2 separate regions of the Homo sapiens genome follow, and region 1 is linked to region 2. A link is an interaction called in ENCODE POLR2A ChIA-PET data of the cell type or tissue named here. Cell type or tissue: OCI-LY7. All regions are shown on one strand. Links, peaks and the distances in the headings refer to the core of each region. The heading gives the core; the rest is flanking DNA. Region 1 has its middle 45 kb from the start of TBC1D9. Region 2 overlaps RNF150 (ring finger protein 150).

Evidence for each region. Peaks named below come from ENCODE experiments on the same cell type or tissue, not always from the same donor. Only the 100,000 strongest peaks of a DNase experiment are listed, where the experiment ranks them.
Region 1: POLR2A ChIA-PET joins it to region 2 with 6 read pairs; 3 of 35 experiments call an interaction of 5 or more read pairs at or near these places.

The regions. Positions count from the first base shown.
Region 1 is chr4:140,793,957-140,809,572 of GRCh38, forward strand. No RefSeq gene overlaps it. Among named protein-coding and RNA genes, the nearest start is that of TBC1D9, 45 kb to the left of the region's middle. In OCI-LY7, for the core only: no CTCF peak of the experiment used is centred there; a DNase peak (open chromatin) is centred at 6,955.
Region 2 is chr4:140,845,168-140,860,783 of GRCh38, forward strand. RNF150 (ring finger protein 150) reads right to left here. Exons shown (of 7, transcript NM_020724.2): 7 at 14,640-15,616. Among named protein-coding and RNA genes, the nearest start is that of TBC1D9, 97 kb to the left of the region's middle. In OCI-LY7, for the core only: no CTCF peak of the experiment used is centred there; no DNase peak of the experiment used is centred there.

The sequences.
Region 1 (15,616 bases), core at 5,575-8,074, 54 kb before region 2:
CACTCTGAAGTAGGAACATTATTCTTACTTGATTATTGAGGAGACTGATGCAGAGAAGATAAACAGCTCAAAGTCACATGGGTAGAAAGTGACAAATCTGGGCTTCAAATTCATAGTCTGGCTTCTGTGTCTATGCTTTTAGCCACTGCGCTGTGTTGCTTCTCTTACATTTTTACATTAGATCTTTATTAAACATATAAAAATGAATATAATATCCTGGTAAAAAAATTAAGTCATTATAAATAAAATCATTTCTGGACTGTTCCCCATCCTCAATTCTGGCTCTTTTTCTGTTTAGAGAGAATCATATCTTTGCACAGCTTTTATCTCCTATATACTTTCATGCATGTGTATACACACATGTCTATGCATACACATATACACACACGTATATAAGTACAAATATATATATCCACATACATATATGTGCACACATATATGTATATGCATTACATATAATTGTAGAAAATACATATTGTTTGTGTGTTTAGTTTTTTACTTTGTATTACTCAACAATGTGTCTTGGAGATCTTCCTTGTCTACGTATAATACAGCTGCATTTTTAAAAATTGTTGCGTTATTTCATGGTGCAGATACATTATGTCTTATATAAGCAAACCCCTAATGAGAATGGAACATTTAGGTCTTTTCCCCCTATTTCATACTCTTTCAAACAGTGCAGCAGCAATGACCGTCTTTGTACATATTTCCTGTGTGTGCAGATGAGTATTCCAGCCTATGTTGTTTTTGGGTACATCATCTGCTATGACAGGCTCAGGAGGACCTGATATAATCAGGTAACTCTATAGCAACAGGATGCTTTATTTTTCATATTTTCTTAGAATGATAAAACTTAATTCCTTTGGGCCCTGATATTGATTTAGAGGTCTTAAAGTTTTCTCTTAAATTGTCTCACTTGTTTTTAGGCTAAAGTTTCCTGTTATTTCTTTCTAAACTGAATATGAGGCTCTTTAACAGAACAGACAGAGCAAAATTGGAACTGCATATTTCTGCCTTTTCGTGACATGAACTTTGTGTTGCCAGTGACAATTTTGATTTATAAGATAATGTACACAGGCAAAAAGTAGAAAATATATTTTAAATGTCCAATTTTTTTCAAGAAATAATAAAAAGTACAATGCAAGGAGGAAATTATTATCAACGTATTTCTAGGGAAGTAAAAGGTTAATGTATTGCAAAGCTTATCAAAGACTGTTAGTTGTTCCTCAGTGTCATGGGTCTAATCATGCACCCTGAAAATTCCTATGTTGAAGTCCTAACCCCCAATACCTAACAATGTGGCTTTATTTGGTGATAGGATGTTTACAGAGGTAATCAAGTTAAAGTGAAGAGGCCATTAGGGTAGAACCTAATCCAGTATAACTGGTGTCCTTGTAAGAAGGGGAAATTTTGGTCAGAGATACACACAGAGGGAAGACAACATGAAGAGACAAAGGGAGAAGATGGCAGTCCACAAACCAAGGGGAGAGGCCTGGAACAGATTTTTTTTCTCTCAGAGCTTTCAAGGAATCAAGCCTGCAGACACCTTGATCTTGGATTTCTAGTCTCCAGAGATAGTAAGTTTCTTTTTTCTTTTTTCTTTTTTTTGAGATGGAGTCTCACTCTGCCCCCCAGGCTGGAGTGCAGTGGCGTAATCTTGGCTCATTGAAACCTCTGCCTCCTGGGTTCAAGCGATTCTCCTGCCTCAGTATCCCGAGTAGCTGGGACTACAGGCGCGCCACCATGCCCGGCTAATTTTTATGGTTTTTTTTTTTTTTTTTTTTTTAGTAGAGACATGGTTTCACAAATATTGGACAGGCTGGTCTCAAACTCCTTGCCTCATGATCCACCTGCCTCGGCTTCCCAAAGTGCTGGGATTACAGGTGTGAGTCACTGCACCTGCCCTGAGATAGTAAGTCTTTTGTTTACGGCCACCCAGTTTATGGCATTTTGTATGGCAGCTCTAGCAAACAAATACATATACTCAGTATACATACATCTTATCATAATCAGCTCCAGCAGTGGCCTCCAATGTGCCATGCGCCCTAGGACCTACACCTGATCAGTCTCCTCCCCTTGCATCTGTGCTAGGCCTGAGGCTTGTTTTAACTCATAAAATGTGGTTGAAGTGAGGCTGTGCCAGGCCCTAAGCATTAGGAAGGTCTGGCACTTAAAGTTTTGCACTTTGGGGAAGCCTAGGCTGCCATTTAAGAAGTCAGGCCACCCTTTAAGAGAGATCATGCAGAAAGGTCTTATGGAAAGGGAGAGACCTGAGTCTTTATGGAGAGACCTTTCTATATGGAAAGGCCCAACACTCCACGCATGCCAGCTGAGGTCAGTCTTCCAGCCGTCCCTACCAAGGCACTGCAGATGCGAGTGAGCATGTTGGACATGATAGCTGCAACCATCATCTGACTTTAATTGCCTGGGAAACTCTAAGCAAGGTCAGTAGAGGGACTGCCCATTCAATTCACATAATTATGACCGATAATAAAAAGTTGATATATTTTAAGCCACTAGGTGTTGGAAAAGTTTGTTACATAGAAATACATAATTGAAATATTCCCTTCTTCTACAGCAATAAGACTTCCAAGAGACCAGCAGTGGTATGTCTTACTTCCCAGACATGTTCTTAAATCTCTTTCCTGCTTCTTCCTCCAACCTGCTTTATGGAATGTGGTCACAGGATCCACCCTAGACAATATGCATGTACTATCCTAGAGACAGCTGAGTAACCAGGTTAAAGGAGCCTGGGTCCCTGCTATGCCAGTCCCAGACTATTACATGGAAGAGAAATGAACTCCTTGTTTACTGTTATTTTGGGCTTCAGTTACAGCAACTTTGTCCATATTCTAATTAACATATAAGGGATGAAATGTTTTACAATCTTTTTCTTAGTAGGTTTCTCAGCATGTTTTACAATCTTTTTATCAGGAGGCCATTTTTCTACACTGAAGTAAATTAGGACATTGTTTCAAATGAAAGAAAAGGAATTAAAGGATGAGAACATGAGATCATATATGGAGACATATGACAAGATTTCTTCAGGTTGAAGGCCAGGCACGATGACTCACGCTTGTAATCCCAGCACTTTGGGAAGCTGAGGCGGGCAGATCACCTGAGGTCAGGAGTTTGAGACTAGCCTGGCCAACTTGGCGAAACCCTGTCTCTACTAAAAATATAAAAATTAGCCGGGCGTGGTGGCGCATGCCTGTAATCCCAGCTACTTGGCAGGCTGAGGCAGGAGAATCACTTGAACCCGGGAGGCAGAGGTTGCAGTGAGCTGAGATTGCGCCATTGCACTCCAGCCTGGGCAACAGAGCAAGACTCTGTCAAAAAAAAAAAAAAAAAGTCTCTTCCTTCTGTTTCATTGAAGCTAAAGTTCAGTTCCTGCTGGACTCCTTCCCTATAGCGATAGTTATTACTGAATAAAATCTATCCTTCTGGCTTTAGCTAGTGTCCAGCTTAGTTCGTCTTTGACAGTCAGATTGTTGCTTGCATTCAGCTTTTCCTGTTCTCCGTAGCCCTTGACTTGGTCTCATTCCTTATCACATTTTCGTACTGAAAATTGGAAGAGCAATGGTCAGACTCTCCTGAGAAAGGATGAACCTGGTTCACTCTGAAGCACAATAGAGGGTGTGTGTTAGCATCTGGCTAGGTTGTAGTCATTAGCATATTATCTGATTTTTTTTTTCTGAATGGTTGACTCAATGTTGGGTAAGACTTAATAAAAATTCATTTTATCTGCTCTCCTTTTTCTCTCTTTCCCTCAATCTTTACAGTTTTCCCCCCTTAACCTTGCATCAGGGTGTTCCCAGGATATTGTGTCGGGGGTCTTAACTTACATTTGATGTATGAAATGAAATGCATTTTCCCAACATAGCTATGCTTAAGTAGAGCAAACTTCTGTGTTTTAACCCTCCCCTTTTTATGCCAGTTGAGTAGGGAGGAAGGAACATCCAGAGTAGAAGCCTCTGGGACATTGCTCCCTTGAGATTCAGGGTGAAGACTAATATCATTAGTCAAGGCCAGATGTGACTGGGTTTCTTGCCAAGAGATTGGTGAGAGCTTATCTGGGGATGGAATGACTTGACTGGACGTCTTGCCAACCCTGGAGTAACCCTTGTTGGCGGGGGGGAGATCCAGTGTTAGAACCAACGAGCTGGAGGTTGTGGGTGAGCACGGAGTCACACCATCTGCAATTCAAGTCAGTGACTGTGGATCTCCCAGACTCCCCTGCCCATCCGAAAGTGCCCATGAGCTGTGGTTATCAAGGACAAACTACCAGATGGGTGACTGTGCCAGCAGGACCAGCAAAATGGAAGCTGAGGAGCTGAGGAGCCTAACACCAACCACAAAACCCAAACTTCCCAGAGAGATGAAATTATTCACCCAGAAACCACACAGGAGATGCTGCAGGACACTTTGAAATGTACTTAGTGAATACCCGGGAAATTTCACCTATGCTGCAGGCACTGTGTTAAATGCTTTGTGTACGTGATCTCATCTGATTCTCTCAATATCCTAAGTGGGTAAGTTCCATTACTACCCCATTATAAAGAAAATGGAGCTGAGAAAAGGTACGTAATTTATCTAAGGGTGTACTCTTTTTTTTTTTTTTTTTTTTTTTTGAGTCAGGGTCTCGCTCTGTCACCCAGGCTGGAGTGCAGTGGCACGATCTCGGCTCACTACAACCTCCACCTTCTGGGTTGAAGTGTTTCTCCTGTCTCAGCCTCCCGAATAGCTGGGACTACAGGTGTGTGTCATCACACCTGGCTAATTTTTGTATCTTTAGTAGAGCTGGGGTTTCATTATGTTGGCCAGGTTGGTCTCATCTCAAATGCCTAGCCTCAAGCATCTGCCCACCTCGGCCTCCCAAAGTGCTGGGATTACAGGCATGAACCACTGCACCCAGCCAGGGTGTACTCTTAGCAAGTGGCAGAGCAAGGACTGGAATGCATGATGTAATCCCTTGCTACTTCTCTGGTTTTATATCCTTACCAGGCCATCTCTTGGTGACCCCATTGAACTTCTGGCTCTTCCTCTCAAAGCCAAGCATGCTCTCCACTAGTCCTGAGTGTGCTCTTTCCTCTGCTGGGCTCCCCTTCCCTCTGATAACTGAGTGGGTTTCTCCTTCCCTTCAACCAGGTCTCTGTTCAAATATCCCTTTTCAGTGAGGTCTTTAGCTCTCCTATCTAGAATGGCATCCTTAACCCTTATTGATCTTTATCTCCAACAGCCTGCCTCATTTTTCCTTTTAGTTTAGCAGCTGTTTATTTCAGCCTGGACCTCTTTTTTTTTTTTTTTTTTTTTTTTTCTTTTAGAGATAAGGTCTCACTCTGTTGCCCAGGCTGTGGCTCAATCGTGGCTCACTGCAGCCTTGGATTCCTGGGCTCAAGTGATTCTCCTGCCTCAGCCTCCCAAGTAGCTGGAACTACATCTGCATGCCACTACACCCAGCTTATTATTTTATTTTTTGTAGAGATGGGGGTCTCACTATGCTGCCCAGTCTTGTCTTAAACTCCTGGCCTCAAGCAGTCTTTCTGCCTCAGCCTCCGAAAGTGCTGGGATTATAAGCATGAGCCCTCACGCCTAGTCCATGGACCTCTCTTCTGAACTCCAAGCTGTGATAACCAATTTCCAACTTGACATACCACTTGGCTGTCTATAAACTTCCTCGAGTTTACCATAAACTTACAAAAATGAGCCCTGATCTTCCTCCCGCCTTCCTTCAATCTGTTATTCTTGCAGTCTTCTTTATTTCAATGAATGGCACCTCTAGTCTTCCAATCCCTCAGAGCGAAAGTTTAGGGTCACCTTTCACTTCTCTCCTTTTCTCATTCCTCCTGCCCAATCTGTCAGGAAATCCTGTTCTCTACCCTCAACTTAGATCCCGGCTGCAAACACTTCACACTGCCTCCATGGGGTTCCCCCGGCCTCATCACCATCACTGCTTCTCGCCGAGATTATTGTGATAATCTCCTCACTGATCTCCCTGCTTCTGCTCTAGGTTTCTTCAGCTTATTCTCTGCATAGCAGCCAAAGTGATCTTTTAGAAATATGAGTCAGATCATGTCACTTTTCTGCTCAACACCCACCAATAGGTTCCTGTCTCATTTAGAGTAAGAGCCACAGCCCTCACAATGGACTACCAGATCCTAAACTCTCTGGCTTTAGTTGCCTTTCTGACCCTATCTCCTAGATAACTGTAGTATGTATTGGGAGAATGAATTAATCAATAGTATTTATTATATATCTACTTGTTTACATGATTGTTATCTATCTCTTCTAGAATATAAACACCATGAGTACAGAGAATAGCAAATAGTAATACCAAATCAATATTTACACAATGAATGAATACACAGGTAAACCCAGACCATCTGATTTCAAAGCCCATGAGCTTAATCCACTATACACCACACCACAAAACAGATGGGCTTTAGGTCATTCCAATTTTATTATGCACTCCAAATCTTCTGACCTTTCCCAATCATATATATATATTTTTTTTTTTTTTTTTTTTTTTTACTTCTCTGTAGCAATTTGACACTAGCAATCTGCCTAGTTTTCTCTCTTAAAGGAGGTTTCTTGGCTTTATGTTTTTCTTCCATGCTAATGGTTACCAAATTCATTATTTCAAGTTCCAGACCTGGATTTTTAAATAGCTGCTGTGATGCGGCCTGGCTTTCCAGAACCAGTAAGAAAACTCATGCCAAATGCTAGCACAGAGGATGACGCCAATGAGGATTAGTTCCCTTTCCTTTTGTCAGGACAAAGAAAACACACAAGTTGGTTCAACTTTAAGTTGGGACTGCAAATGGGGGAGACAGGAACGCAGGAGAGGGGGACAGCTCTTTGGGCAGCTGAACATTTCCCACAGTGTCTGCTGTGTGGGCTGCCCCCTCATTCACATTGGAATGGGGAAGTGAAAAACATCTCCTGTGCCCGCTCCCCGCCCAGACACATCTACATCCTTCCCCTTCACTGTAAAAACAGGTGCTCTTCCCCTCTGGAAAGGATTTTTGTCTAAGGGAGCCACGAATGCATTTTGGGTCATGTCCTTCTTGAGCATTTTAGCAGAAGGAGATTTCCAGCCACATCCCTTGGTAGATCTGTGATGTTGGGCAAGTCACATCACTTTCTTCATTTTGGGAAAAATGGATTCCTCATGTGTAGAATGGGTACATTATTTACTCTGTTTAGTATTGTAAGGCAATAGTACTTTCAGACATTAGATGTATACCATCATCATTTACATTATAATAAAAGTATTATATAAGGGAAGTACAATCTGTTTAGTCCTCCTGCAGTGTGTAAGCTAGTCTTATCTCAAAATTTAATCCTGAAGCACACAAAGACATACCTTTTGGCTTGTTTTTATTTTCTCAGCTTTTTTTTTTTTTTTTTTTTTTTTTTTTGAGACAGGGCGTTGCTCTGTCACCCAGGCTGGAGTGCAGTGGCTCACTGCACTCTTGATCTCCTGGGTTCAAAGGATCCTCCCACCTCAGCCTCCTGAGTAGCTGGGACTATAGACACGTGCCACCACACCTGGCTAATTTTTGTATTTTTTGGTAGAGATGAGGTCTCGCTGTGTTGCTCGGGCTGGTCTCAAACTCCTGGCATCAGGTGATCTTCCTGCCTCACCTCCCAAAATGCTGGGACTACAGGCGTGAGTCATGGCATCTGGCCTTTTCAGCTTTATTGAAGTATAATTGACAAAAATTGTACCTATTCAAGGTATGCAAAGTGATTTTTTTTTTGCTTTTACTCTTGGCAAACTATGATACAACATGACATTTTAATATGCATACACATTGTGAAATGATCATCATAATCAAGCTAATCAACATATTCATCACCTCACCTACTTACCTTTGTGTGTGTGTTTGTGTGGTGAGAATACTTAAGGTCAACTGTTTTAGCAAATTTCAAGTATATGATACATTATTAATTATAGTCACTACGCAGCACATTAGGTCTCCAGCTTACTCATTTTATAACTGCAGGTTTGAAGCGTCTGCTTTTGGAGTAAGAAGCTGCATTACTTTATTACACCACAACTCCTCCAAACTGCATTTACTACAGTTTGAAGCTTTCCCCCAAGAGATTCCTAGGACCCTTATCAAAGAGAAAGTAGTAGCAGTTTTTTCAATTGAGACCTGTTCTGACCTTTCTTTCCACAGCTTAATCTTTCTTCCACTAATTTTTTAAAGTTTTGATTGTTACTGAGATGTAATAAAATGTAATAATATAAAATAACCTTTCAGATAAGATTTAAAGAAATAAAGGACCTATATTAGTTTCCTGTGGCTGCTGTAAAATTTGTTACTCTGAAACATCACTCATTTATTCTCTTACAGTTCTAGAAGCCCTAAGACCAAAATCCATTTAGGCTACATAAAGTTAAAGGGTCACAGGTCTGTGTCCCTCTGGAAATTCTATGTGGTTCCAGTTCCGGTGGCATTTCTTGGCTCATGGTCCCATGGTCCCTTCCTTCCTCTTTTATTTTTTGTTTGATTTTTTGAGATGGGATCTTGCTCTGTTGCCCAGGCTGGAGTGCAGTGGTGGGATCATAGCTCTCTGCAGCCTTGAGTTTTTGGGCTCAAGGGATCCTCCTGCCTCAGCCTCTCTAGTAGCTGGAGCTGGGACTACAAGTGCGTGCCACCACATCCAGCTCCTCCCTATTCAAAGCCAGCAGTATAGCATCATCAAACCCCTCTCTGTTTCTATTATTATCACATCTCTCTCTTTCTCTTCTATGTCAAATCTCCTTTTGCCTCCCTCTTAGAAGGAAACCTTTGATTGCATTTTGGGCCCATCTGGATAATCCAGGATGATCTCCTTGTCACAAGCGCTATAATTTAATCGCATCTCGAAAGACCCCTTTTCCGTATAAGGTAATATGCACAGGCTGCAGGGATTAGGGTGTAGATCTCTTTGAGGGTCATTATTCAGCCTACCACAGAAGGGAGTTCCATCTTTTTTTTTAAAAAAAGGTCAAAAGCTATTGTGCTAAATAATAACAGAAACACTTACATAGTACATTCTATATGCCAGACATTGTTTTAAGTGTATTTGTGTGTGTGTGTGCTCGTGTGAATCATTTGTTTCTTATTTTAAGGATTTGTGTTTTTCTTTTTCTTTTTTTCTTTTTCTTTTTTTTTTTGAGACAGGGTCTTGCTCTGTCACCAAGGCTGGAGTGCAGTGGCGTGACCTTGACTCACTGCAACTTCCCCCTCCCAGGTTCAAGCGATTCTCGTGTCTTAGCCTCCCTAGTAACTAGGACTACAGGCATGCACCACCACACCTGGCTAATTTTTGTATTTTTAGTAGAGATGGGGTTTCACTATGTTGGCCAGGCTGATCTCAAACTCCTGACCTCAGGGGATCTGCCTTCCTTGGCCTCCCAAAGTGCTGGGATTACAGGCGTGTGCCACAGTGCCCAGCCAGGATTTGTTTTCTGAGACAGAGTCTTGCTGTGTTGTCTAGGCTGGAGTGCAGTGGCATGATCTTGGCTCACTGCAGCCTCAACTTCCTGGACTCAAGTGATCCTCCCACCTCAGCACCTCCAAATAGCGGAGACTACAGGTGTGTGCACCATGCCCAGCTAGTTTTTTTTTTTTTTTTTAAGAGATGGGGTCTTGCTATATTGCCCAAGCTGGTCTCAAACTCCTGAGCTCAAGGGATCCTTCTGCCTCAGCCTTCCAAAGTGCTGGGATTACAGGCATAAACTACTGTGCCTGGCCAGTCCAAGGCTTTTTGACTTAGGTCTACTTAGAATGTGCAAGAGACTCCTTCGCCCATCTAGAACACCTACTTCAATTTTCTATTTGTAAAATAATTTAGTTATTTTAGTAATAGCAATGAAGAGTTATTATAAAAGCAATTGAGAGGGAAAAAGGAAGGGTTTCCATTTGTGTGTCCAATAGGAATGCAGTCACTTAAGTATGAACTGCAAGGTATACTTTTTTAAAAGTATAATTATTGAAAAATTATAATCCGAGAAAATATTGTTGATGCATCTATTTAATAATTTCTGAGTCAGCCAGATCACCAATAATAAACTAAATAGGTAACAATGAAGCTAAACTAATGGGAATTGATAGCTAAAAGAACAAAGAGAGCCACAATAAAAAATATAACTATCTCAGGGCAACATTAATGACAAGAAGTGCTTCATGAAAACTTCAGGAATTCCAACCCACATGTGAGCAGGTGCATGGGCAATAGGAACTTTGATACATTAGCAAGCATTGCCTAGCACAGTCATCTGAGTAGAATATTGAATTACAGTCCTTAATAAACTCTAGAATATGCTAATTTTTCAGTACAACATCAATTTTTTTGTTGTTGTTTTTAGAGACGGATTCTTGCTCTGTCACCCAGGCTAGAGCGAAGTGGCATGATCTTGGCTCACTGCAACCTCCATCTCCTGGATTCAAGTAATTCTCCTGCCTCAGCCTCCCAAGTAGCTGGGATTACAGGCACCCGCTACCACACCCAGCTATTTTTTTTATTTTTTAGTAGAGACGGGGTTTCACCATGTTGGCCAGGCTGGTCTCAAATTCCTGACCTCGTGATCCGCCCCCCTCTGCCTCCCAAAGTGCTAGGATTATAGGCATGAGCCACTGTGCCTGACCAACAAACATCAAATTTTATTCTTAGAAACTTCCTGTAACTATGAAGTCTTTTTTTTTTTTTTGGAGACGAAGTCATGCTCTGTTGCCCAGGCTGGAGTGTAGTGGTGTGATCTCTCTCACTGCAGCCTCTGCCTCCTGGGTTCAAGTGATTCTCCTGTTTCAGCCTCCCTAGTAGCTGGGATTACAGGTGCATGCCACCATGCTTGGCTAATTTTTGTATTTTTAGTAGAGACGGGGTTTCACCATGTTGGCCAGGCTGGTCTTGAACTCCTGACCTCAAGTGATCCGCCTGCCTTGGCCTCCCAAAGTGCTGGGATTACAGGCGTGAACCACTGGCACCCACCTGTATTAAGTCTTGATAATAATGATGAAAACTCACATTTTGAGCCCTTAGTATGTGACAAGCACTGTGCTAAACACTTTAATACATTAATTTCTTAATCCTTGTACTAATAGAAATTATGAATCTGAAGTACAGAGAAGTTAAGTAACTTGCTCCAAGTTGCACAGATAAAAAATAGTGGAGCTGGGAGAGGAACCCAGGCAGCCCCTAAAGAATACATATGGAAGGCTATGGGATAGTTTGAGCCCACCTTCAAGAATCATTGTTTTAGATATTTATAGCACTGCTTTTTTCCAGAGTTGATATATAAAACTCTAGGCACTTTTTATAACCTTTACTGAAGCTACGGTGGACTTGGATTATAGTCATTGATTTCCTGCATTAAATTGTCAGCTCCAGGAGGTCAGAGAACCCATCTTGTTCTTTTGTTTTCCAAGGCCCTAGAAAAATGTCTAGCACAGAGTATTGGATCAATAGATGTATATATACTTTATTTAATTGTTTCACATAAAAATGCTTACCAACATATTTTATTTTTCTGCTGATCTCAACATTTATTATTCCAGTAAACATGTATCTAGCACAAGCCATGTGCCCACTTCAGACATGGGGATACAGCAGTGATAAACTTACACATGGTCCTACCCTCAGGGAGTTTGCAGTCTAATGGGGGAAACAGACACTAAAGGAGCCATTAAGATGATGAGATGATAAGAGAACTATGGATGCCATCCCAGCACACTGTAAAGGGGCTGATCCTAAAAAAAGGCCAGGGAAGGACTTGTGAGGAAGTGTTGAAGGTTGAAAGCTGGAAGATGAGTGGTAAATAGGTCAGATGAAAGGGAAAGGGGATATGTTGGAGAGAATATCTTAGATAGAGGAACAGTGCGTTGAAAGGTCAGGGATGGCCAGGTGTGATGGCCTCACACCTGTAATCCTAGCAGTCTGGGAGGCCAAGGTGGGATCGTTTGAGTCCGGGAGTTCAAGCCCAGCCTGGTCAACATGGTGAGATCCCATCCCTATTTTAAAAAAAAATTAAGAAAGGTGCAGGGATGAGAAGCACAAAGCATTTGTGGACCTACAAGAACTTTATTGGGTCCTTGAGCCTAGTGGACATAAGGGATAAAGGCCAGCCATAAGGCAAGAGAATTAGTCATGGGCCAGCTCTGGGAAGGCCTTGGTAGGAGTATGGAATTTCTCACAAGGTACTGGGAAATCGCTGTAGAATTTTAAACATAATTAATGTTTTGCTAAAATTTACGTCCAGAATGATTTCACTTGTGGGCAGTGCAGAGAATGGATTCACTTGTGACAGTGCAGAGTAGGAAGTAAAACAGAAGGTTGGGAAACCGGTTAGAAGGTTATTGCAATGGTCTTAGTGATAGAGGATAGCAATGGCCAGGATGGAGAGAAACTTGAGAAACAAACACCTAGCCAGCCAAGCAGAGCAACCAAGTTTCTAATGAAAGTGTTAGTCAGACCAGAATTTTCTCCAACTGCGTCATTAACCTCATCACTTGCGATCTTTAAGAGGAAAGAGTATATGCTCTGGTTATTGTTCTGATTCTAAATTTTGTCCCAAAGATCAAGAGTGCAGTACCATCTTCACAGTGAAGATGCACTGGACAGCAGTGTTTAAATGGTCAACTATGGTTGGGAGGGAGGGGGTTGAGGGACCAGAGGCTGAATATTGTAGTTTCAACCAGAGAGAGTCATACATCAAAATTGTCTGTAGAGCTTTTTAAAAATAACTATGCCCGGTCCCCATCCCAGATCTGTGGATTTACAGTCTCCAGAAATGGGGCTGGGGAGTGTGCACTTTATAAAGCTCCATAGAATATTTTGATACTCTATGATTTAGAACTTTGTGTGTAGGGCATGAAATACTGAGGGCTTGAGCAGGGCTTTTCAGAGAATACAAATGTGGGAATTAATAAGGAGGTATAATTTTCAGGACTTGGCAACCGACTGGATGTGACCCAGATGGCAAAGAGAGGTTCTACAGATAGCGGTATCTGTGATCGTCCACTAGACCATTTACAACCTGGGCAGAACTTTTGTGAAAACTGGATAAAGTCACCTCCCTAAGCATAGAGCTTGGCAAGCTGAGCCAGGTGCTGCCATCAGGCCATGGGTTCTATATGGCAGTCCTGGTTTCCCACCTGGAAACAGGAGGTCCAGGCAGCATAGGTGAGCTGGTTAGCAAAGACACTGGTAGATTAAGTTTGGGTCAAAGTGTGTTGGGTAAGCAGGAAAATATTCATCTATCCTCAGGTGTTAGAGCAGGTAAGTGGAAATCCTGTTTGTTGAAGACCAAGGATTGAGCTGGGAGATATTGGCGTAGTGGCAGAGCTGAAGATCTGCATTGTTTGATACAGTCAAAGGGAAGACTGCAGATAGAAAACAGAGTTCTCTGTTACTCGAGTGTAACTGGTGACAGTTAAATTAAATGTACTGGGAAGAAACAATCACTTAGAAAGTAACCAATGATACAACAAAATTCCCTCCATAAAACTTAAATGTTATTTTCCGGAAACTTTAGCCTAAAAAGTAGTAGGAAATTCCATGGTGGGGTAACAGGTTTTATGGGAAAAGTAGGACAGAAGAACCAACCTTGGCGGAACTTATGAATATTGTCACATTTTCTAAACTCAAACAGTGGAGGGCATACTAACTAAATAGACTGTTAGTAGCATTAAACCCAGCCTAAGTTAAAGGGTGCTGGACAGCTAATCGCCGTGTACCACCTCCTGGTTGTTAGACTCTACAGGATTTCTTCCCCCATTTAATCGAGATGGTTGCAAGTTCATTTTGCATTATTGCAGATAATGTTTATTTGCATTTTAAGATATGTTTACTTTATTCCTGTTCTACTCATGTGTCCAGTCTTCTCTGATTTGGAGTTGTTTTCTCCTGCTTCCTGGAGTAACTTGGATATTTGGAAAGGAACATCTGCACAACTGAGAAGATTTTTTTTTTTAAACTCGTTTATTTATGCAGAGGGTCATGAAAACTTCAGCCAAAGAAAGCAGAGCATTGCAAACTGTTAGTTCCTCTTAGAGGTTTCAGTTCTCTTCTCCCAGAAGATAACAGCTAATAATATAAACAACATTCTTTCAACATTTCCATCTGCTGAGTGTTGGGCTCAGAGTTTTACATATGTTGTGCTATTTACCCTTACAATAACATTGTAAAGCAGGTGATACTATCATCTCCATTTCAGAGATGGGGAAGTTGGCTCTTAGCCTAACAAATTTGGTCAAGGTCAAAGCAGTATCATTAGTCAGTGGTAGACATAAATTTGAACGCAGATTGGGCTAACCCTGAAGCCCTAAATCTTCTCTTTTAGAATTATGGTAAAAGACACATATGTTAAATCAAGTTTAGCCTAAAGCTGCCTCCTTACGTATTTTAAGTTCAGCCTAAAGGTTTTGCTGTACATTGTAAACTATAACAAGTGGAGGTGTAAACAGACCATAGCCTACAGTTGTGCCAATCACCAAGTTTTGGCCAATGAAATGTAGCCAACCGTTCGAACGGTGTTCGAATAAGGCAAATGCAGACCTGTAACCAATCCAGCTGTTTCCGAACCTCCCTTTCCTTATTCTGTCCATGAATCTTCCACCACGTGGCTGCCTGATTTGTGAATAGTTCATTGCTCAATTAAACTTCTTTAAATTTAATTCAGCTGAAGTTTTTGTCTTATCACATAGATTTACCATCTTAACCTTTTTTTTTTTTTTTTTTTTTTTTTGAGACAGAATCTTGCTCTGTCGCCCATGCTGGAGTGCAGTGGCATGATCTCGGCTCACTGCAAGCTCCGTCCCCCCGGGTTCATGCCATTCTCCTGCCTCAGCCTCCCGAGTAGTTGGAACTGCAGGTGCCCGCCGCCACGTCCGGCTAATTTTTTTTGTATTTTTTTAAGTAGAGACTGCATTTCACCATGTTGGCCAGGATGGTCTCTATCTCCTGACCTTGTGATCCGCCTGCCTCAGCCTCCCAAAGTGCTGGGATTACAGGCGTGAGCCACCATGCCCGGCCCCATCTTAACCTTTTTTAAGCGTACAGGTCAGTGGCATTACATACCTTCACATTGTTTTGCAAATATCACAACCATTCATCTGCAGAAGTTTTTAATCATCCCAGACTAAAACTCTGTACTCATTAAACAACTCTAAATTCCCGCCTCTTCCAGTCCCTGGTAACTACCTTTCTACTTTCTGTCTCCATAAACTTGACTATTCTAGGTGCCTCATATAAGTACAATCATACAATAGTTGTCCTTTGGTGTCTGGTTTATTTCACTTAGGTTCACTTAGTTTTAGCACTTATAAGGATTTCCTTCCTTTTTAAGGTTGAATACTATTCCATTGTATGTCTATTCTACATCATATTTTGTTTTGCCATTCATCTGCGGATTGGGTTGTTTACACTGTTCGGCTATTGTGAATAATGCTGCTATGAAGATGGGTGTACAGGCCGGGTGCGGGCACGGTGGCTCATGCCTGCAATCCCAGCACTATGGGAGGCCGAGGAGGGCGGATCACTTGAAGTCAGGAGTTTGAAACCAGCCTGGCCAAAATGACAAAAACCCTCTGTCTACTAAAAATACAAAACTTAGCTGGGCATG
Region 2 (15,616 bases), core at 8,614-11,113:
AGTTTTAAAGAAACTGCCATACTGTTTTCCAGAGTGAATGTATCATTTTATATTTCTATCAACAACATATGAGTGATCTAGTTTCTCTCCATTCTTGAAAGCATTTGTTGTTGTTCCTATTTTTAAAAAATTTAAACATCCCAATGGATATGTAGGGATAGCTCATGGTGGTTTTAACTTGCATTTTCTTAATGATTAATAATGTTGAACACCTTTTTATGTGCTTATCTGTCATCTGTATATCTGAAAAGCAGAATATCTCTTCATGTCTTTTCCCCATGTTCTAATTGGATTGTTTGTTTTTTTTATTGTTGAGTTTTAAGAGTTTTATCTATACTAGTCCTTTGACGGATAAGTGTTTTGTAAATATTTTCTCCCATTCTGTAGCTTGTCTTTTTAAAAAATGTTTTATAGGGTCTTTTACAAAACAAAAGTTTTTAATTTTGGTGATAGCAAATGTATCAGTTTATCCTTTTATAAATTATACTTTTGCTATGAAGTCTAAGAACTCCTTGTCTAGCAATAGAGGCCCCGTATTTTCTCTTAAAAGTGTCACAGCGTAATGTTTTACATTTAAATCTATTTTCCATTTTCAGTTAATTTTGTAGAAGGTGTGAGACTTAAGCCAATTTTTTTCTCTCTATGGTTGTCCAATTGTTTTAGCACCATTTGCTAAAAAGGCTGTTTTTCTTCCATTAAATTGTTTTTGCACTTTGTCAAATGCTGGTTTGGTATATTTGTGCGGGTCTATTTCTGTTTTCACTATTCTGTTCCATTGATTGATGTGTCTATTCCTCTGCCCATGCCACATAGTCTTTTTTTTTTTTTTTTTTTTTGACAAAGTCTTGCTCTTTGGCCCAGGTTGTGGCCTAGGCTGGAGTGCAGTGGCGCGGTCTTGGCTCACTGCAACCTCTGCCTCCTGGGTTTAAGTGATTCTAGGACCTCAGCCTCCAAAGTTGCTGGGATTAGAGGCATGCACCACCACACCTGGCTAATTTTTGTATTTTTAGTAGAGACGGAGTTTTACCATGTTGGCCAGGCAGTCTCAAACTCGTGGCTTCAAGTGATCCACCTGCTTCAGCCTACCAAAGTGCTAGGATTATAGGTGTGAGCCACTGCTCCTGGACCCATGCCACACAGTATTAATAAGTCTATAATAAGTCTTGGAAATGAGTAAATTGATATCTCTGACTTAATTTTTCATTTCCAAAATTGTTTTAGAGATTCTAGTTTCTCCTCATTATCATATAAATTTTAGATTATTCTTGTATATATCTACAAAAATTCTTGCTGGAATTTTGATAGAAACTGTGGTAAACCTGTATATCAATCTGTGGAGAAGTGACACTTGTTGAGTTCTTCAGTTCATGAACATGGAAAGCATCTCTATTTATTTAGTTCTTTTTCAGCTTCTTTCACCAGCATTTTGTAGTTTGTAGCATGTAAGTGAGTGGTGAACATGCTTTGTTACATTTACACTTAAGTATTTATTTTTTTGTTATTGCCACTGGCATTGTATTTTAATTTCAATGTTCATGGGCTCATTGGTAGCATATAGAAATACAATAGAGTTTTTGTATGTTAATCTTATATCTTGTGATCTTGCTAAACTCACTTATTAGTTCTAAGAGGTTTTTGTTTGTTTGTTTTTGGAGAGTCCATGGGCTTTTCTATGTAATCATGTTATCTGCAGATGGGGACAGTTTATTTCTTCCTTTCTGATCTCTATGCTTTTTATTTCCCTTTCCTGATTCATTGCACTGGCTGGAACTTCCAGCATTGTGTGGAGTAAGAGGGATGGGAGCAGACATCCTTGTCATGTTCTAAGTCTTATGAGGAAAGCATTCTGTCTTTCACCATTAAGTATAATGATAGCTGTATGTTCTCTATAGATGCTCTTTATCAGGTTGAGAAAGTCCCCTCTATTCCTATTTTTCTTTCAGGTTTTTTTTTCACTTGTGAGTGGGTATTACATTTTACTAAATTCTTTTTCTGCATTTGTTGATACAATCATGAGATTTTTCTTCTTTAATTTGTTAATATTGTAGATGACATTGGTTAATTTTTAAACATGATGCCAGCTTTGCATCTTTGGAATAAATTCTACTTGGCCATTGTCTTAGTCTATTCAGACTGCTATAATACAATACCTGAGATCAGGTAATTTAGTAGAAATGTATTGTTCATAGTTCCAGGGGCTGGAAAATCCAAGATCAAGGCACTAGCAGATTTGGTGTCTGGTGAGGGCTTGCTCTCTGCTTCCATAGATGGTGCCTTGTTGCATCCTCACATGACAGAAGGGCAAAGCTACTCCCATTAATCTCTTTTATAAGGGCACTGATTCCATTCATGAGGGCTTTGCCTTCATGACTTAATCACCTCTCAAAAGGACCCACCTCTTAATACCACCAAAATAGGGATTAGGGTTCACTATAAATTTTGGAAGGACACATTCATACCATAGCAATCACAGTGTATAATTCTTTTTATATTTTACTAGATTCTATTTGCTAATATTTTGTTAAGGACTTTTGCCTCTATATTCATGAGGAATATTCACCAGTAGGTTTTTTTTTTGTGCTGTCTTTGTCTGGTTTTAATATCAGGGTCATATTCGCTTCAGAAAATAAATTGAGAGTTGCTTGGATTGCTTCTATTTTCTGGAAGAGATTTTGTAGAATTGGTGTTGATTCTTCTTTACTTATTTATTTTTTTAGACACAGTTTCACTCTGTCACCCAGGCTGGAGTGCAGTGGTGGGGCTACTGCTTACTGCAGCCTTGACCTCCTGGATAAAAAATCTTCCCACCTAAGCCTTCTTAGTAGCTGGGACTATAGGCATGCACCTCTACACCTGGCTGAGTTTTGTATTTTTTTTGAAGAGGTGGGGTTTCACCATGTCGCTCAGGCTGGTCTTGAACTCCTGGGCTTAAGCTCAAAGAACCAGCTATTTGTTTCATTGATTTTTTTTCAATCATTTTTCTGTTTCCAATTTCATTTCTTACCTTGAAATGTTTTTTGAGAAGCTCTTCATCTTCACAATTTCATTGATTTTCTAATTTTTTGTAGTTTCATAGTTTTCTTCCTTCTACTTATTTTGCTTTTCTTTTTCTAGGTTTTTGAGGTGGAAGCTTAGATTATTTTTAATTTTAATTTTTGTGGGGAAGCTTAGATTATTGATTTAAGTTTTTTTCTTTTCTATTATGTGTATGTGGTGCTATGAATTTCTGTTGCTTTGAATTCACTGGGCTTTTTGATTCTGTGAATAGTGTTTTTCATTGGTTCTGAAAATCTTCATTGTCTCTTTAAATACTGTCCCTGCCTTATTCTTTTCCTTCTTACCCTCAGAGATACCCATTAAACACTTGTGGTATTCTTTATGTCCCTTACCTTTTTTTCTGTATCAGCAATCTTTTTGTCACTCAGTCCTTCATTGTGAATAGTTGTCCCCCCACTATTTTTCAGTATATTAATTTTTTTCTTCACCTGTGTCTAATCTGCTAATAAACCAATTCATCTACTGAGTTTTAAATTTTGGTATTTTATTACTTTTTTTCTGAAAGTTCCATTTGATCCTTTTCAAAAACTGTTTTATACTTTAAATTGTAAAAATATATGTCAGTTCATAGTTTCTCCTTCCTTTCAGATGTTATTAATTTTTAAACAAAAAATTTAAATATAGTTAATACAGTTAATTTATATAATTCTAAGACTTGAAGTCTTTGTAGTTCTGTTTCTGTGGTCTGTATTCTGCCAGATATTTCTTATGACATCTACTTTCTTTGTGTATCTGGCTATTTTTGGCTTAGTTTTGGACAAATTTTTTGATGCCTAATATGAAATTGGCTTTTTTTTCCCAGAAAGTATTTGTATTTGATTCTGCAAGGTATCTAGAGGCACTACCAGTTTAAGACAACTTTAAACTAAATTTAAGCCTTGAAATTACCTGGAAAATACAGGATACTCAGGAGAGTTTAACTGAGGTTGTGGTTCTGTGCTAGGACTGGTCTATGGGGGGGGGGGTCTTTACAGATTATTTAAGGGGTGAATCTCTTATTAGGCTTTCGATTTTATGTGGTTTCTGGGAGTTGATTTTTTTCTTCCAGTGCCAGGAGGCCACTAAAATGAAAATCCAGTATTTTTAGGGTGGATAACTACTCTCAGAGGAAAAGAAGCTTCTGTCTTCATTTGTGCTTCTGGGATGCTGACTTCTCTTCATGGTAGGTCTGGTATTTCCTTCCTATCTTGTCACTGCTTTGATTCTTTTAAGATACATTGTATATATTCTATCTATATTTATATTTTATCACATTAAATTGTTTTTTAGCTTAAATGACAGAAATGTGTTGTCTCATAGTTCTGGAGGCTAGAAGTTGGAGGAGATTAAGGTGTCAGCAAGGTTGGTTCCTTCTGAGGGTCCTGAAGGAGAATTTGTTCCGTGCCTCTCCCTAGCTTCTGGTGGTTTACTGGCAATATTTGGTGTTCCCTGGCTTATAGAAACAAGCAAACAAAAAAGAGGTTTTTTTTGCCAAAAGAATTTCTCCAAATAACCTGACTCAGCATTTCAGAAAACAGGATGGGCTTTGGTAAGGCAGTGAATGTCAGAGAACCTACACATTCTGGGCAAAGATACCATCTTTTATTGCTTGTCTTTCTGGCTTTACTCCCTCTGAAGTCAGCAGGATTTTTTTTCCCCATTGGAAGTAGTACATTCTGAAATCCAAGTGTTGTTTTTCCTGAGAATGTGTGTGTGGCATGGTCATTCCTTCAATCATTTATTCAACAAATATATGTTGAAAACCTGTGCTAAGCCAGGTCCTATGCTAGGTACTGGGATACATGGAGAATAAAAACATGGATCCTAATCTCAAGTAATTTGCAATCTAGGTTGGAGAATTGGTATTAATCTGACAACCACATAAGCAAACTATCAATACTAAACATTGTTTAATACATGGAGTAGACCTGTCATTAGAGCTATAATGGCCAAGTACAAGGTGCTATGTAAACGTTTAACTGGGATATTTAATCCAGGGGTGAGAGAAGTTTTCTTCAAGGTAAAGCTCTTGAGCTGAGATCCAAAGAATGAATTGGCATTAAATAGAAGGAGGTGAATAGGATAAGACCAATAAGGCTGTGTGGAAAACCTGTGCAAAGGCCCTGTAGTGGATGGTGCTCTGCATGTTAGAAATAGAAGATGTTAAAGCCAGTGGGGCTGGAACACACAGAGTGAGTGGGAAAGTGGTTTAAGATAATTCTGGAGATGTTGTCAGAGGCTAGGTAGAGCAGGACTTAGAAACCAATCAAGAATTCTCTTCTGTACTTGGGCTTATAGAAATGGGAGATCATTAAAATTTTTTATTGGGTCAATGTGTATGTGTGTGTGTGGGTGTGGGTGTGTGTGTGTGTGTGTGTGTGTGTGTGTAGAGGCTGCTCTTGCTCCTGCATTTAGATAAAGAATTAAATGCATGAGCTATCTTGTGAAATGCTATGTGGAATAGGGCATTAGTGGTCAATCAATGAGTATGTAAGTGATACTTCAAGAATATTTCTTTGGCCAGGTGTGATGGACCACACCTGTAATCCCAGTGCTTTGGCAGGCCAAGGTAGGATTGCTTGAGGCCAGGAGTTCAAGACCAGCCTGAACAACAAAGCAAGACCTTATCTCAATTAAAAAATGTATAAGAAGGACATTTCTCCAATATTACCTTTCAGGAACACATATCCTGAAAGTGGGATATGGCATTTCTAGTTTTATCACTTCAAACCTGCTTTTCATTTGAGCATATATGGTTTCAGCAATATCTAGGCCTAAGAGCATTCTGAAGGTCTCTGTTTTCTGGTATGGTCCAATATACCTTCTTTCTTCTCTGAAACATCCTCTACCCCCAACCACATTAGTTGGTGTTGTCTAATCTTCCTTTCTAACTGGAGAAGATTTGTGAAAGGTTTTTCTTCCTCAAAGTTACCCCTACAAACGCTAATCAAAGTAGAATCCAAAAAACTCTGTTCCCTAACGCCAGGGCATCTTTTCCATTTGATGGTCAACAGAGCCCCCTACTGGGAGAAACAGCTCAACTACATAAATACCAACACAAACAGCAAGCGTTCTGTAACGTTTGGTTCTTTACCCAGCCAATGTTTAATGTAATTACTGTGCCGTAGCTGAGACACCTACTCATTATTTTTGTGATAACTCTGACATATAATTACAAAAGATTAACTTTTCATTTGGCAAATTTTCCAGTTACTCAGTGTTGAAGAGTCATTGTAACAATTAATAAAAATCACAAATGTATAGTCTTAAAATATAATTGATGTCAAGAAATAATTTGGTTCAGTGTTATGTTTCAAGAAGACTAACATTTAAATTCTTCAGGGTACTGAGCTTTCTGTTTTATTCCTAAAATTTCCAACGGAGGACACTCCACAGTGTCATCAGAGATGAATTCTTTGCTTCTAATAATTCAATAGGTTGTTATATTTGATAATAGTATCTCCTTAAAAAAAAAACTCCTGTTAGAATGGTTCTAAATTTACAGAAAACTTACAAAGACAGTACAGAGAGTTCCTGTATTTCCATCACTCAGTTTTTCCTGTTGCTAACACCTGGCATTACCATGGTACATTTGTCATAACTAAGGAATCAACATTGGTACATTACCATTAACTAAACTCCAGAGTTTACTCAGATTTCACTATCATTGTAACTTTTCCCCTAATGTCCTTTTTCTGTTCCAGGATTTCATTGAGGACATCACATTACATTTAATTACCTTGTCTCATTGGGATCCTCTGGTCTCTGACAGTTTCTGTGACTTGCCTTGTTTTTGATGACCTTAGCAGTTTTTGAGGAATACTGGTCATGTATTTTGTAGAATGTTCCTCGGTGTGGAGTTGTCTGGTGTTTTTATCATGGTTCTACCAGGATTGTGTTATGGGTTTTTGGGAGGAAAACCCCAGTAACATTCTCATCACATCATATCAAGGCTACATACTTATGTATGCATCATTGTTGATGTTAATTTTGACAACCTGACTGAGATAGTGTTTATTATATTTCTCTACTGCAAAGGTGCTTTGTCGTTGTTGTTGTGGTTGTTTTTTGGAGTCTTGCTCTGGACTCAGCCTAGAGTGCAGTGGTGTGATCATGGCTCCCTGGATCCTCAAACTCTTGGGCTAAAGCGATCCTCCTGAGTAGCTGGGACTGCAGGTGCGTGCCACCACACCAGCTAATTTATTTTATTATTATTATTATTATTATTATTATTATTATTATTATTATTATTATTTTGTAGAGACAGGGTCTCGCTATGTTGCTTAGGCTGGTCTCAAACTCCTGGCTGCAAGCAATCCTCCTCTCTGGGCTTCCCAAAGTGCAGGTATTACAGGCATGAGCCACCACACCAGACTTGTTTTTTTAAATTTAAATTTAAATATCTTTCATCTTATTTTACAGAGATAAAGACAGAAACCTGTCAGCTTCTTTTTTCAGATGAGGGAGGATAATATATCATGGTGGTGAAGAGCAGCTTTTAGGAGCCAGAAAACGGATTAATGAGCAGTTTTGCCACTTACTGGCTGTGTGATTTGGGCAAGCTACTTTCTAAGCTTCATGATCAGAATTTGTAAAATGGGGTACTAATAGTACTTTCTTCAAAGGGTTATGGTAAGGGCGAAATGATATGATGCATGCAAAGCACTTGACTAGTGCCTGGTGCATAGTAACCATGCAAATGTTCACTATTATTACTAACGTTAAGATGACAGCAGTGATGATAAGCACTATGCATTTATTTTAGTGTCACTGTTATTCTTCAGAGTCAGTAGCAGCAAGTCCTCAGCAGGCAGTTCTTTCCATTAATATGCCAGCCTGGACTTGGTGTTTTGGGCTAAAAAGCTGAGCCTCCAGCATTCATTCAGTTACTAGTTTAACGATGTTCCCTGAGCTCCTTCTAGGTCCCCAGGATACATGGTTAAACCAGCAGACACAGTGTGGCTGCAGCCCTGTGAGTCAGGTGGAGAGTGTCCAGATAGAGGTGAGTGGGAGACAGAGGTCAGGGTTGGTTCCTATGGGACCCTGTGGGTAAAGTATAAGGACAGGCTTGATTATTTCTTCTTTAGTCTCAAGCCATCATTTTATAGGTGAAATTTAGTCTCCTCCAAGTTCATTACCATAAGATCAAAGTAGACCAACCAAATAAACAATTTTACTTGTCCCGCTTTCCTACTTTGATTTTGGTAGTTGTGCTATTGAGCTCTGAAGTGACTGGAATGGTAGTTTTCAAACTTTAGGATGAGGCCAGGCATGGTGGCTCATGCCTACAAACCCAGCACTTTGGGTGGCTGAGGTGGGAGGATTGCTTTAGGCCAGGAGTTTGAGACCAGCCTGTACAGTGAGACCCCGTTTCTTAAAAAAAAAAAAAAAATTACATTAAAAATTAGCTGGACATGGTGGCATGGGTCTATAGTCTCAGGTCTACTTGGGAGGCTAAGGCAGGAGGATCACCTGAGCCCAGGAGTTTGAGGCTGCAGCGATCTATAATCGTGCCACTGTGCTCCAGCATGGGCGAAAGAGTGAGACCCTGTCTCTAAAAACAATAACACCTTCAAGGTGCATTAGAATCACCTGTAGGGTTCCCTAGAACACTTACCCTATATCTTGAACCAATTATTTCTCGTATCATCAATCTTTCTGCAACCCTCTTCCTCACTGTGACTTGTTTCCTTATGTATTTTGAGCTTTTGGTGGTGAGTTTATATTCCTTCAAACTTGGTTTGTGAGAATTCCTTTGAGACCTGGTTTAAACAGTATTCCTCTAGTGAGGATATATGCATTCATTTCTACTAAACATTGAATGTGACTATCAGTTTGCAATAAGTTTAAATTCGTACTTTGGGTTTTTAGGTCGTATAAGTACTTGGATTCTGATACATAGCCCATGAGAAGGCTTGTCTATGGCTAAGGTATCTTGGGGTGTTGGAGGAGACTTTATCTTTTTCCCTTTTTAACTAGAACCAAGGCCAACACTGGTAAACACTTATATCAATTCCTTCTGGTAAGCATATTTTTTTTTCCAGTTTACCCACGAAGGGTGTCAATTCTTTTGGGTGCTGGCTTTGTGCTGGAGTCTCTGATTCTGAGCCTGAGCTTTGTCTCTGAGCTCCTCCTGTAGGAGCAGCACACGCCCTTCTTGTGGCCTGTTTTTGTGTGGCCTTTCAGCTAAGAATGGCTTTTACATTTTTAAACTGTTGCTAAGAAACAACAACAATGAAGTAAGTGACAAATCATATGTGGCCCACAAAGCCCAAAATATTATCTTTAAAATTGTATCTTTTCAGAAAAAAATTGTAGACCCCTAGATCATGAAAGCTAAATAAACATAGGCACCCAGGGCAAACTCTATTTCTGGTGGTCCTGTTCCCCTCTGAATAGACTAGTAGTTTCTTACTGTTTCTGGTGTCCAAGAATTTATCTTACATTCCTACCAGCTTAGCTCTTTGTCTTAAAGGAGGTGTTAATATTTTATCCATTGTTTTTAGGAGTTCTCTACTTGGAAGGTTCCTCTGGACATTGAGCACCTCTTAATATATGAAAAAGAATCCTCGCTCTTTACTTCCTGTCGAGCAAGTCTCAGTGCCATAGCAGGGCTATAAGAAGGGATGGCCTTCTTATGCACTGGCCTGTGAGCCAGTGCTGGGAAGTATGATATAACTGAAATGGGAGACTTCCCTTGCACCCCTTCTCAACACATGCGACAGGAGTGTGGCTCTCTGTTTGGTGAGTTCAAACCCCTTTTATGGGAGGAGGATCATGAAGATGGCAGGTGCAGGAACCAGAGTGACTGCTTTGGGGCTCTGGCCCCATGGCAGTGTCTAGGGGTGGGTGTCTGCGACTCCCAAAGCCCAGGTGGGTGCATGTTACAGTGTGCTCTTTTAGTCTTGCCCTTCTGGATGGCTTAAGGGTTAACCAGGTCAGTGGGCCCTCTGCCTTTTTGCAAGGGCAGGGGGCCAGCATGACAACTTTCTGTATCCTGAGCTCTTGTCCAGCCATCCCAAAAAATTGGGTCCGACATTAACTTGAAGGCTGAATGTGGGGGTTTTATTCAGTGGTGGTGATGGCTCTCAGTGGAATGGATGGGGAGCTGGACAGGAGATGGAGTGAAAAGATGATCTTTCCTTAGAGTTTGGCTGTCTAGCTGCTGATTCTCTGACCATCCCCAGCCAAACTTCTCCTGATGTTCCTTCTCTTCTCTCCCAGCCTGGGGCTTGGGGTTTATATGGGTACAGGACAGGGGGCGTTGTGGGCCAGAAGGCAACTTTTGGGTGCAAAAACAGGAATGTCTGTCCTTATTTAGGGCCGCAGGTATTCAGGCTTGAGGGTGGTACCTTTGCTGGGGAAACCACCCTCTTCTATCCAGTATTTCCATGACTAATCATATTTTGAAGGGGCGAGTCTAGAAAATAACACACATTGGGGTCTTAAAATAATGAGCTTCCTTGCATAGCTAAAATTAGCATTCTGTGGGGACTCACCTTGTGGGTTGTGTGTGTGTGTGTGTGTGTGTGTGTGTGTGTGTGTGTGTTTGCAGGTGTCCCTGCTTATATACAGTGGTTGCATCATCCTATTCTACTTCCAGTACTTCCAGACTAGACTTGTTCCTGTTCAGGGAGTGTTTCCTGATTATACATAATCTTCCTATACATAAACTTTCAGTTTTCTTTTTTTTATTATAGAGACAGGGTCTTGCTCTGTCACCCAGGGTACAGTGGTGCAATCATAGCTCACTGCAGCTTTGACATCCCTGGCTCGGCTCGGCTCAAGTCATCCTCCAGCCTCAGCCTCCTGAGTGGATGGGACTATAGGCACATGCCACCATGCCTGGATAATTTTTTAATGTTTTTCTAGCGACAGCGCTCTCACTTTGTTGCCCAGGCTGGTCTCAAACTCCTAGCCTCAAGCAACCCTCCTGCCTTGGCCTCCCGAAGTGTTGGGATTACAGACACGAGCCACCATGCCCAGCAGCTTTTCTTGCTTTCCATTCCTTATATTTTTGAGTGGTCAGGAGGTGCTTACCCATTTATGAAAGCAGCATGGTGCTGCCGAAGGAACTCTGGCAGTGGAGTCAGGAAAACCCAAGTTCTAGTCCTGAGTCCATCCCTCATTAATGTCCTCCCTTTTCCTCTCCACCTTTTTGTTTCAAACAAGGGAGATAAAAAAGAGGGAAAGAAAATATGATAAGAGGCAAATGGACTACCTTTAACTTTCCTTATCATAAAGGAAGCTCTGTGAGTCAGGTCCTGTGTGTGTTTAGGTCCTGGCATTATACCTCAATCTCAGGTAAAGGTCTCCTGAAATTATATTTAACTGGGAGTTTTGCTGGCATAAAAAACATCAGGTCCAGGCCCAGAGTGATGCAATTTTATTCTCAGGTCTAACTCTATTGTGTTCTAACATTCTCTAATTCACTTCTCTGCTCTCACATGTATTTATAGACATGGATACCATTGCCAAAGCTCTGAATTATGTTTTTCTCCTTAGAGATTTGAGACCCTTGGCTCCCATTAGATCTATAATATCAATGACAGCTGTGTTGTGTGTGTATACAGCTCTCATAGCAACCAAGTGCAGTTGCCCGCCAATGAAACCTGGCTCTGCTTTCCCCCTTGCCTATTTAGTAAATGTCCTTAAGAACAAAGAAGGTGGGAATGTTAGAGGGAGGCACAGCGGGAGTGATTAGTTTAAGGGTTATGACTAATCAGGCATGTTCCCTGTGGGGGAAGGTGGGGCGTGTCTTCCATAACAGGAAGGTCCGAAGAGATTGAGGCGTTTAATTTGTACCTCCCTGTATGCCAGCAGATACAGGCTACCACTGGTTGGAGATTTAGGACGGCACCTTCTTTTGCTAGGGTGCTGTGACTGAAAGCCAACAAGGGGAGATGCAATCACAGTGAGCAGAGGGTCCCCATGGTATCTTTGGTGGCTCGGTGGAAAGGTCTTTCTCCCTGATTCTTCTCACAGCCAAGAACAAAGATTTACAGTGAGACTTGGTGGAGGCTCTCTACTACCTGTGAGTGTGATGAAATAAGAGGTCAAATTGCTTCTGTTGTTGGATCACTAAGAATGATGGAACTAGTGTTTTAAAATGTCTCATAAAGAGGAGACCTCTCTCAGTCACCTGAGTTTCTTAATTGGTATTCACTCTTCTGTAGATAGTAATTACCGCAGAGCAAAAATGACTCATATTCTCTCCCTACCCTTTGTTCCCCAATTTGTTGCAATGCATTATTCAAGGAGATGAGTAGCACTACTAACACTGGCTTCTAAAGAATTATTAGACTTAGAAAAGAACTAGGTCGGGCACAGTGGCTCATACCTGTAATCTCAGCACTTTGGGAGGCCGAGGTGGGCAGATTACTAGAGGCCAGGAGTTCAAGACCAGCCTGGCTAACATGGTGAAACCCCATCTCTACTAAAATTCCAAAAATTAGCCAGGTGTGGTGGTGGGTGCCTGTAATCCCAGCTCCTCCTCGGGAGGCTGTGTGCAGGAGAATTGCTTTCGAACCCAGGAGGCGGAGGTTGCAGTGAGCCGAGGCTGTGCCACTGCACTCCAGCCTGGGTGACAGAGCGAGACTCCATCTCAAAAAAAACTAAAAACAAAACAACAATAACAATAAACAGAACTAAATATACTTCTGTGTCTTCTGAATGATGGTTTAGCTTACAGTCCTCCAAACATAGGTATTAACAGAATAAGAGTTAAGCGGCAAAGCTGACCCAGCTGGCCCATTACAAAGCTGTGGGGAGTTTTCTTTTTCTTTTTTTTTTTTTTTTTAGCTACTTAATTTTGTCAAAATCTGGGGTTGTAAATGTTCCATTCTCAAATGTGTGAATATGCTGCATTAAGTCTCAAAACAAAAGCCCACAAAGTGGAGTTTCTAGGTGGGATGGGGCCTCCGCCTTCAGGCACAGCATGATAGCAAGCCAGGCTGATGCCCAGTGAAGCCAGGCTGATGCCCTGGCATGCGTGTGACTCTGGGAAGTGCCCAGTGATCTCTCCCCAGGTCACACCCACCCCAGGTGAAGCAGGCCCCAGGCTAATACTGCTCACTGTGCATCACCTGACTTTCCCCTTGTCAACTAGGAGCAGGGACAAGAGAGGCAAGGGTCTGTGGAATATGCAAGATTTACAGCAAATGATGTCTGGCAGCTTTTTTTTTTTTTTTTAAAGTCTGAACACCAACATGTTCCACACAGTGGTCTCCAGTGTAATGTGGAAAAACATAACCCTTGATAAAATGGGGCTTTATTGTCAATCAGCTTCAGGAAAAGCTGAATTATAGAGTTAAATCAGTGACCTTACTGAAGACTTCTCAAAAGTTTTTAATAGCGGCCAGGCACAGTGGCTCACGCCTGTAATTCCAGCACTTTGGAAGGCCAAGGTGAGAGGATCAGTTGAGGCCAGGAATTAAAGACTAGCCTGGACAACAAAACGAGACCCTGTCTGTACCAAAACAAAACAAAACAAAACAAAACAAACAAAAAATTTATTAATAGCTAATATGAGTTGTATGAAGCCTTATCCCAACTTAATTGAACTTGGGAGCCTGCTGTAAATTCTAACATATCCCATCCCACAGAACACATTTCCTCATTTGGGGATCCCTGGTCTAGTGGAAAGATGATGGAAGTTGAAGTTGGGAGGGATGGTTTCCAGGTCCTAGGTAATAGCTTCATACCCACAGTGTCTGGGCAGATAAACATTGCAATAATGGAAGCATAAACAAAGTCTAAAGTGCCTTCTAATTTGGCATAGTCATGAATGTTCCCAGCAATCCCCTTAGAGTATCTTCCTGCCTACAAATTAAGCATAGACTGGCCCTGAGTAAAGCCTCCGGGCACTAATGTTTTCCTTATCTACAGCAGCTCCAGGAGGCCACAGCACTCAATACTGTTTGTGTTTTCTTTTTGCTAGCAAATTCTGTGAAACCCACAGCTCCTGCCTGGCCATGTCCAATCCTGGCTGCTCCTCAAGTGCATGTGTCAGGAGTCTCGGCTGGGCCAGGCACGGGGGGGCTAGGCCACAACCAAAGGCCTACCAGGTTCCAGTAGGTGAGGCCAATGAATAGAGGGCCATTCTCCTTTCCTGCCTTCCTTTTCCACCTTCCCAGGCCAGCAGGCTCCATCTTTTAAATTTTCTTCATATTCCCTTGCGAATCCCAAGGAATTGCTATTTAAAATCTTTTAGAAATATACTAGCAAATATAAAGAAGAAATCTGTCTGCCCCAGCCCATCTGGCAGACCCCATGGTATAACTCTGCCTAGTATAAACTTGCCTGAGATAGTCCATAAGCATAGTGCTCAGTTCTTGCCAGACTACACCTCAAGCTCATTTCACAGCCATTCTTCTTCAGAATTGCTAAAATCTCTTAATTCCCTTAGAACAGCAGAGCTAAGAGAAGGTTGGTGCCTGCCACTTGACTTACCTGAGAAAAATAAGGAAGCTATTATTATCCTTGGTCTTTGGACATAATTGTGATTTAACAATAAATATGATGTTTTGAAATCCATAGCACCACCTCTGCAACTCAGGGATAGGCAACAAAGTCAGGGAATACAGATGACACAGACACAAGCATCTGGTTCCATTTTATTAAAAAACAAAACCAAAAGAAATTTTGCAGTGAAATTTCCTGGAATTCACAACCCTCATTTAAAAATCCTTATAGTTGCAATATTTTTTTTTTAGCCAGTACGTAAGAACACGATTGCACTTATTTACATGATAGTCTTCTATATAACAAAAATAACCATGTTGTAATGACTGTTTCCAACTATCACCCTTGTTTCATCACTAGCCCATTATGAGACAAGTTGATTACGCTCTCCAAGTACAAAGAGAATAGAATAAAGCAAAATAAAAGTCTGTGTCTCCTAATAGAAGACAAATTCCTTTAAAGACAGTTACTTTTTTTTTTTTTTCAATTTCTTTGTATTTCAAGAGGGATATAAAGTGCTCTGAAAGGAGTAGGGTAGGTGCCTGAGGTGGGGAAGAAGGAAAGAAATTTATACAGAAAAAATTTAAAAAACTACACTGCCTTAACTAATCATCTCAATATGCACACAACTTTGTACAGAAGATTAGTTTTGGGTAAAAACGCTACATAATTCACTAGTACTTATTTCGGCAATTAAGAACTGAAGTCCAAATGAAAGACTCCCCATGCAAATGTCATCAGGAGTGACTTTTTTGTGATTTTGGGTCAGATGCTATATAAATCAAGGAAGCTCAGTCACACAGTCTGAATATGGAGAGGATAGACAATGCCGAGATGGAACCATCATCTACTACCTGCAGACTAGCCAGAAAGACCTTGTGGGGAAGCTAAGTAGACTTTACCCCAACATCAATCATTTTACAACAAAAGCATTTTGTTGCAAGCATTTGTTTACAATAAAAGTAATTTGTGTTAGGATGGAAAAAAAGCCATTGGAATTTCCTCTTGCTAGTAGGGAGGAAGATTGATTTATGATGTCATGTCTGATTATTTATAATTGTAAATTCATTATTTGCAGATTTTTTTCTAGTGGGAAATAATATGCTGTACAAAGTGG